Linked DNA regions of Homo sapiens: region 2 is linked to region 1. A link is a loop called in an ENCODE intact Hi-C map of the cell type or tissue named here. Cell type or tissue: K562. All regions are shown on one strand.

The links. Hi-C counts contacts between places; a loop is a spot of excess contacts. Peaks named below come from ENCODE experiments on the same cell type or tissue, not always from the same donor. Only the 100,000 strongest peaks of a DNase experiment are listed, where the experiment ranks them.
Region 2: a loop joins it to region 1, with 4 times the contacts of the local background. A loop is called at or near these places in 1 of 110 quality-filtered maps.

The regions. Positions count from the first base shown.
Region 1 is chr20:30,722,254-30,726,253 of GRCh38, reverse strand. It overlaps the pseudogene ANKRD20A21P and the pseudogene SOWAHCP3. Among named protein-coding and RNA genes, the nearest start is that of FAM242A, 360 kb to the right of the region's middle. In K562, a CTCF peak has its summit at 2,038; a DNase peak (open chromatin) is centred at 2,023; H3K4me3 peaks cover 2,335 bases.
Region 2 is chr20:30,669,064-30,673,063 of GRCh38, reverse strand. No RefSeq gene overlaps it. Among named protein-coding and RNA genes, the nearest start is that of FAM242A, 310 kb to the right of the region's middle. In K562, no CTCF peak of the experiment used is centred here; a DNase peak (open chromatin) is centred at 1,775.

The DNA.
Region 1 (4,000 bases):
GTTTAAGATGGCACAACCACTTAGGAAAATGTCTCCCCATTTCATACAATGCCAAATATATACTTATTTTATAACCCAGAAAATCCACTGTTATGTACTTAAACTCAAGAAATGTGAAAATATTATTACAGAAAAACGTGTATATCTGATTTGTTCGTAGCAGGTTTATTCATGATAGCCTCAAATCAGAAACTGATTTTGTGTCTATCAATAGTGGAATGGATTAAAAACAAAACAAGCAAAGGCCTCAAACCTGTGGTATAGTCATAAAATTGAGTATTATAAAATAAAATTAATGAATAATCAATAGGAGCAACATGATAAGTGTCACAAACATGTTTAGTGAATGAACATAAAAATTATATAATTTATAGTTTCACTTACGTAAATGGTGAAAACAGACAAAACTAACCTTTTGTGGAAAGAATCAAAACCATGGAAGCCTCTGTGTTCAAATAGTGACTGGAAATGGGCATGAGAAAAAGTGTTTCTGCCAGATCTTCTATATGCCTGATGTACATTCACTCGATGTATTTTGCATATACTATTTTTGCAAATAAAACTGAGATAGAGGCAAAATAACTCAAGAGAAAATAGCTAGAAATAGGTAGAGTTGGGATAGAAGCCTTGGAAGCTCCCCCCTACCTTGCCCACCTGACACAGCCGGAGGAAGTCCTGGGACAATGCTGTGAGCGACCTGAGGGCTGTCCAGGGGAGCCCCGCCAGCCCATGCTGGTGCCCGAGCTGCCCGCCGCCATCTGAATATGTTGCAAAGGCAGTGCTGGCCTGGCAACCGGTGACGCTCCATGCCCCACCCCGACCCCCACTTCTATCCAAATAGCGGCAACCCTAGAGGCAGATGCCTGGGCGGCAGCGGCTAAGTCTGGCAGTTGGCCAGGCGGCCAAAGGACGGGAACTGGCCGTTCACCCCATCCCAGTTTCCACGGAGAACTCAACCACCATGGCCCCTGAGAGGACCCTCAGGCCTGGTGGGCTGTGCTCTGTGCCTGCAAACCTGACCTGACGCCATCCAGGGGAGCTCCGCCTTCCCACGCCAGCGCCTCAGCTGCTGCAGAAAACTGCAAAACTGCAAGTTGCACACGGGCAGAGATGACGGAGCAACCCCTGACCCTCCGTGCCACTCACCCTACCCGCACACACACCTGCCACGCGGATCCTGAGGCCGGTGCCTGGGCGCCCAAGTCAGGCAGTCCGCACAGCAGCGGCACCAGGGTGAAAACCTGCTGCTCGATACCATCCCGGTTACCATGAAGAGCCAGCCCCGGCGGCCCCTGCGTTCTTGGAAGGCCAAGTCATTGCAACCCCTCAAGTGGGCGGGCGATGCACTTGACCCTGAGGACATCAGGTACCAGGCCCGCCAGCTCAGGCCGGCATCGGAGCTGCAGCTGCAGTCTAGATGTGGTGCACCGGCAGCAAGTGACTGGACACCCCAGACCAGGCCCGCCCCCCAGTAGCGCGGATACTGAGGCCAGACCCCCAGGCGGCAAAATCAGGCGACGGGCCCCGCCAGCAGCCGCTCAGTTTCATCCGTGTGGATACAGAGTGCCCAGTGCCAGGGCCCAGGATCCAGAGAGATGTACAAGAGGAGCGGACCTTGAGCCCAGGTGGGCTGTGCGCTCTGCGACCCTGAGGCCATCTAAGGGAAGCTCCGCCATCCAGCGCCAGTGCCAGATCTGCAGCTGCAAACTGTGCGTGGGGCACTGGCAGCAGTGAGGGCGAGTGGGGGAAGGAGCAGCCCCTGACTCTGCCTCCATGCTTCTCCAGCTACCTGATACTAGCCACACAGACTCCAGGGCCAGAGCCTCAGCGTGAAGCCGGGCCATCCGCGAAGCCACCCAGGTGGCCGCGGAGTGCTCTTGCCAGCACCCTATCTCCCTTCCGAGGAGGAGCGGGGTGGGCTGCAAGGCCAGACAGGCTCTCCTTCTCAGGCCGGGCTGGCGGCGCTCCTGAGATCCTGGGGCCGCCCGGGCGATCCCAAGAGGACCTGCGAGCCCATTTGCGCCCGCCCAGAGCTGCAGCCCCACCTGCCGGCGCGCGCCTCCAGGGAGCGGCTTCCGGGAGCCGGGCAGCAACCGCCGTGCAGGCGCGCGCCCAACGGCTTTTCAAGTCTCACTCGGTCTGAGAGGTCGGAGGCTGCGAGTGTCGCTGCTGAAGGCTGTGGTGGACCGGGCTGGATCGCGGATTGTGGAGTAGATCATAGATTTGGGATCGCGGATTGGGGGTTGAATCGCGGATTTGGGGTTGGATCAGGGATTTGGGGTTGGATAGGGGATTTGGGGCTGGGTCGGCCGGGGTCGGGGGAGGGGGTTGGTGAAAAGGTGACAGGGAGCTGCCCCCGCTCAAGAGCCAGAGGTTGGGGGTCTGAGAAGTCACCACTATGAAGTTATTCGCCTTCGGGAGCCGCAGGGGCCAGACGGCCCAGGGCTCTATAGAACATGTCTACACGGGTTCCGGATACCGAATCCGGGACTCCGAACTGCAGAAGATCCACAGGGCAGCTGTCAAGGGCGACGCCGCGGGGGTGGAGCGCTGCCTGGCGCGCAGGAGCGGAGACCTGGACGCCCTGGACAAGCAGCACAGGTAGCGGGGGCTCAGCCCGTGATGGGATGGGGTCCCCAGGCCCGGCTTCCCCGCAGCCCCTGGGATGGGGCCTTGCAGGGCACCGGGCACCCTCGGAGCGGCGGAGCCAAAAGGACTCTCAGCTGTTTTCCATCCCTCATAATTCCCTGGCTGGAGCAGTTGGAGAATTTGAGTGATTTAACTCACAAAGTTAAGCATACACAGTGTTGTTATTTTTAACGTACACGTTTAAAACATGGTTTATATACATTATAGGAGGTGCCTAATGAGAGAACTCATTCCCCTATCAAAAATACCGTAGTAGGCGAAAAGTTCTCAGATAAGAGAGCTTACTTGAAAAATATTTACTATACTATATATATATTTTTTCAGATGAAAAGTATGTTTTTATTTTATAGGGAATTCATTACATTCTTTTTTTTTTTTTTTTTTTTTTGAGTCGGAGTCTCGCTTCTTTGCCCAGGCTGGTGTCCAATGGCACAATCTTGGCTCACTGCAACCTCTGCCTGCTGGGTTCAAGCAATTCTCCTACCTCAGCCTCCCAAGTAGCTGGGATTACAGGCAGGTGCCAGCGTGCCTGGCTAATTTTTGTATATTTAGTAGAGAGGGGGTTTCACCACGTTGGCCGTGCTTGTCTCGAACTCCAGACCTCAAGTGATCTTCCCTCCTCCGCCTCCCAAAGTGCTGGGATTACAGGTGTGAGCCACCGCGCCCAGCCTATGTTGCTTATTATATATCATTTTATATATATATGTATGTATATATGACTGATACTTATACGTATATACCAGATATAATATGTCATATATATCAGTTATATATACACATTAGATGAAAAGTACATTTTCATTTGACAGGAAATTCTTTCAAATCAAATCATCAAACACTCTAAAATTGGGCAAAGTACTTTTTTCCAGATCTGCAAGTTACTTGTGTACATAGGAAAAAGTCCTTCGCATTTCTGGTATAAGAATTTAAATTAAAAGAGGAATGAAACAGTTTTCTATCCACAATATTTGTGAGGATGTTTTATACTCCTGCTTAAAGTTTAAGTTGCTGATTATTTTTCAAATAGATAATTTGGTGGTAAGTAGTACATTTAAAAAACATGTATGCCCTTTACCCATCAATTCCATTATACTAAAACACCCTTAGGAAATAAAGATACATGCACTTTATTTTTCACAGCACTTATTTTAAAAAGAACCCATAGAATGGATCCTATAAATAAATTTCAGTTGCATCCACAGGATAGAATAATGTGTGACCATTGAAGGTGGCAATAGATACAGAAGTATATTGATGTGTGAAGATGTATTTTGTTATAGCTAGTGAGGAAAAAAATCAATAAAGTTATACATACAAACATACTATGGTCTTGTTTTAGCAAAAAATATGT
Region 2 (4,000 bases), 53 kb after region 1:
TTTTTTTTAAAAATCTTAAGGTCTAGATTACATGTGTGAGACGTGCAGGTTTGTTATATAGGTAAACGTGTGCCATGATGGTTTGCTGCACCCATTAATCCATCATCTAGATTTTAAGCCCTTCAGGCATTAGTTACTTATCTTGATGCTCTCCCTCCTGACCCCAACAGGCTCCAGTGTTTGTTGTTCCCCTCCCCGAGTCCACATGTTCTCATCATTCAGCTCCCACTTATAAGTGAGAAGATGCAGTGTTTGGTTTTTTCTTCCTGCATTAGTTTGCTGAAGATATCAGCTTTGGGTTCATCCATATCCCTGCAAAGAGCATGATCTCATTCATTTTTATGGCTCCATAGTATTCCATGGTGTATATATACCACATTTTCTTTATCCCATCTATCACTGATGGACATCTGGGTTGATTCCACGTCTGTACTATTGTGAATAGTGCTGCAATGAACATACAAATGCATGTATCTTTATAGTAGAATAATTTATATTCCAACGTATGGTAATTTTAAATCAGTTTTGGTATTAAAAATCACGTAATTTTGGAAAATATTGATAATGGAAAAACCCAAATTCTGCCAAAATATGTGGAGAAAATAGAAGGTAAATATATTTTTTCAGACTTTAAATGCCTCAGGCTCTTAGTTAATCTTCCCCAGATCTAGGAAGATCTAGAAGGGGAGAGATTGGGCTACATTAGTGAGAGCCATTTCAATCTCTTGGCCCTGCAGCAGCTATTTCAAAATATGTCAAAAAATATATTTAGGGGTAAAATACTTTGATTTCTTTCAGCTTCTTCTCTCTGTGATGCTGCACCAGAATCAAGTTAGAAAGGAAGCCACATTATAAGAGTTAATACAACCCATCTGATGAGACCCTTTAGATAGAAATTGGGACCAAAGAGAACAAGGTCTTATTCCTCAATATAAGTCTGTCAGTGCTTTAAGCAGTGAAAGAAAGATTTTTCATTTAATTTTACAGGCTTGATACTAATGAAAAGGATAGCTTTTAAAATATAAATCTCTTTTTCTATAGAGGACATGCTGTTGATTCTCTTAGGCCTTGAACCCTGGCCAGTGATCTGAAACCAAGCAGTACCTGTCTCCAGATCACTAGTACCAAAATCACTAGTACCAAATTAATTTGGGGTAGGGGGCAACAGGTTTATTGAGAAATAATGAACACACTGTGCAATTCACTCATTTAAAATATACAATTCATTAACTTTAGTATTTTCAGAGAGTTATGCAGTCATCATTACAATCAATTTTGAACATTTTCATCACCCTAAAAACAAACCCCACATCATTTAACCATCTTCACTAGTTTTCCCTTCCTCCCTCAGCCCTAGGGAACCACTCACCTTCTTTGTATAGATTTGCCTATAAGCCTCTGAAATGAAAAGCAAGTGGTCTGCTGGGACTGGCTTATTTCACTGAGCATAATTTTCCATGCTACATCTGTGCTGTAGCAGGTATTGATGCCGGGCTTTTGCTCCTTGGTTCAGCTACATCTGGGTTCTTCTCTCATGACCAGGAAAAATTAAGCACGCAGACACATTGAGGAGGACAAAATTTATTATGTGAAAGGAAAGCTCTCAGCAAAGAGAGGGGTCCTGCAAACAGGTTTCCACCTCACAATTGAATACCAGGAGCACATGAGCTGAAGCGGCCAGGTTCCTCCTCTGCATAAGGCGTGAATTCCTGGTGACTCCACCCCATCCCCCCAGTACATGTGGGCCTCCGGTCTGCTGCAGGCATGTCCAGGCAAGACAAGTCCAGGTTCTCTTATCTGCACATAACATCTGGTGTAAACACTTGTGGGGCTGGTGGGAGATTCTCTGGGGACCCTTCCGTATCTGCCTAGGAATTTTGCTGTCTCCTCCTAATACAGTATCTGTACTTAATTTCTTCTTATTGCTGAGTAATATTCCATTGTATGGATACATCAAACATTTTATTTATCCATTGGCCAGGTGATGGACCTTTGGGTTCTCTCCCACCCAAAGGTGATAGACGTTCCGGTTCATTCTACTTTTTGACTCCTATGAATAATGCTGCTGTAAACATTTTTGTATGAGTTTCTGTGCTTGTGTATGTTTTTATTTTTCTGGAGTATATACTTATGACTGGAATTTCTGGGTCATATGGTAACTTCATGCTTAACCTTTTAAGGAGCTGCCAGTTTGTTTTCCAAAGTGGCTGTGTCATTTTACATTCCCAGCAGCATTAAATAAGAGTTTTAATTTCTTTACATTTTTCCTAACACTTACTCTTTTTTCTTGAACAAAGATTTTATCCTGTGATGTGAAGTGATGCCACATGTGGTTTTGATTTACATTTTCCTAATGACTAATTACGTTAAGCATCTATTAATGTGCTTATCCATCTTTATATCTTCTTTGCAGATATATCTATTCAAAATCTTTGCCCATTTTTTAAAATTGGGTTATCTTATTGTTTATTAATTGCAAGAGTTATTTATATTTCCTATATATGTAAGTCCTTTATCAGATATACGCTTTTCAAATACTTTCTTCTACTTGGCGTCTTACCTTTTCACTTCTTGATACTGTCTTCTCAGGCACAGCAGTTTTCAATTTTGAAGTCCATTGAATGCATTTTTCCTTTGGAGTCATAGCTAAGAAAACACTGCCAAATGCAGTCACAAAGATTTATGCCAGTGTTTTCTTCTGAGGGTTTTATAGTTTTAGCTGTTACAGTTAACTGTTTTATTTTGAGTTAATTTCTAAATAAGATATTTGGTCAAATTTTATTTATTTTTTGCATATGGATACCCAGTTGTCCCAGCATCATTTGTTGAAAAGACTATTCTTTTCCCATTTTGTTCTTTTGTTAAGCTTGTATAAAAGCAATTGACTGTAAATGTGCAGGTTTATTTTTAGATTATCAGTTCTTAGCTTGTTTATGTCTATTCTTATGTCAAGGCCCAATCGAATTGAATGAGAAGTTTTTTTCAATCATGTTGCATATTACCAGTTGTCTTATGTCATAATAAAAATTAAATTTAGTGGAATATCTTTAACTTCACCTTTTGTGTCACAAAGGAGTCTCTGGCCAGCTTATACCTTACTTCTTCTAAGACATGATCAGAAGCCAGGCTTACAAGGCACACTTAATTTCTTTTTTCTCCATTTAAACCTTTAGTCTCTTTTCCATTGCCTCCCACTATAGTTATATTTTCAGTAAGTTTTGGTCACAGGATCTGCTGACATAGTCTAATATTAGTGCATTATGTTTTACTAACTCATTATAATTCATAGAACCTTCCATAGATGTTTACCATCTAGGAAGGAGAAGTTTAAGTCTGAACCACCAGCTTTCCTCAGTGGAAATCAAGTGAAGTAATCATCTTGCAGTTTACAGACCCTCTTTCCTCCTGGTAGCTGGTTCTCTTGGGTAACACTGTGGCTAATCCTTTTCTTAGTGCAGATCTTGCATTCTCAGAAACCACAGTTCCCTGTATTGACCTCCTTTTACTGAAACAGAGATGCACAGCTCTGCTTTCTAGCTCAGTAGAGGATTCTTGGAATAAAAAGTTTAACTCATTCCAAGAAAAGGTCTTAGGAGTGCAGCACTTCAAAATCAGGTAATGTTCAGGCAATTTATCAGAGACACATAGTAGATTAGTATTTTGACTTTCAAAATTTCAGAGCCAAGTTGTGTGCTATAGAGAAGCATTGTGGCATAGCATAGAGATGGGATGGTCTTTACTTCTCCATACAAACAAGCTTGGAGTAAGGTAAAGGAGAAATTGCATTTGATGTCTTAACACTCAAAACACACTATGCTTATTTTACTTCTGTGAAGACTAAAAATCATTCCATAATATTCTCCTTATTTCCTCATTTAGAAAAGAAAATGAAAATTGAATACTAGGTTGATTAATAAACACTCAAATCTTCTTCTTTTAGAATTTTAGTTAATTGAAATCAGGTAAATGTCTGATTTTGGCTATGTCACCAAGTATTTCT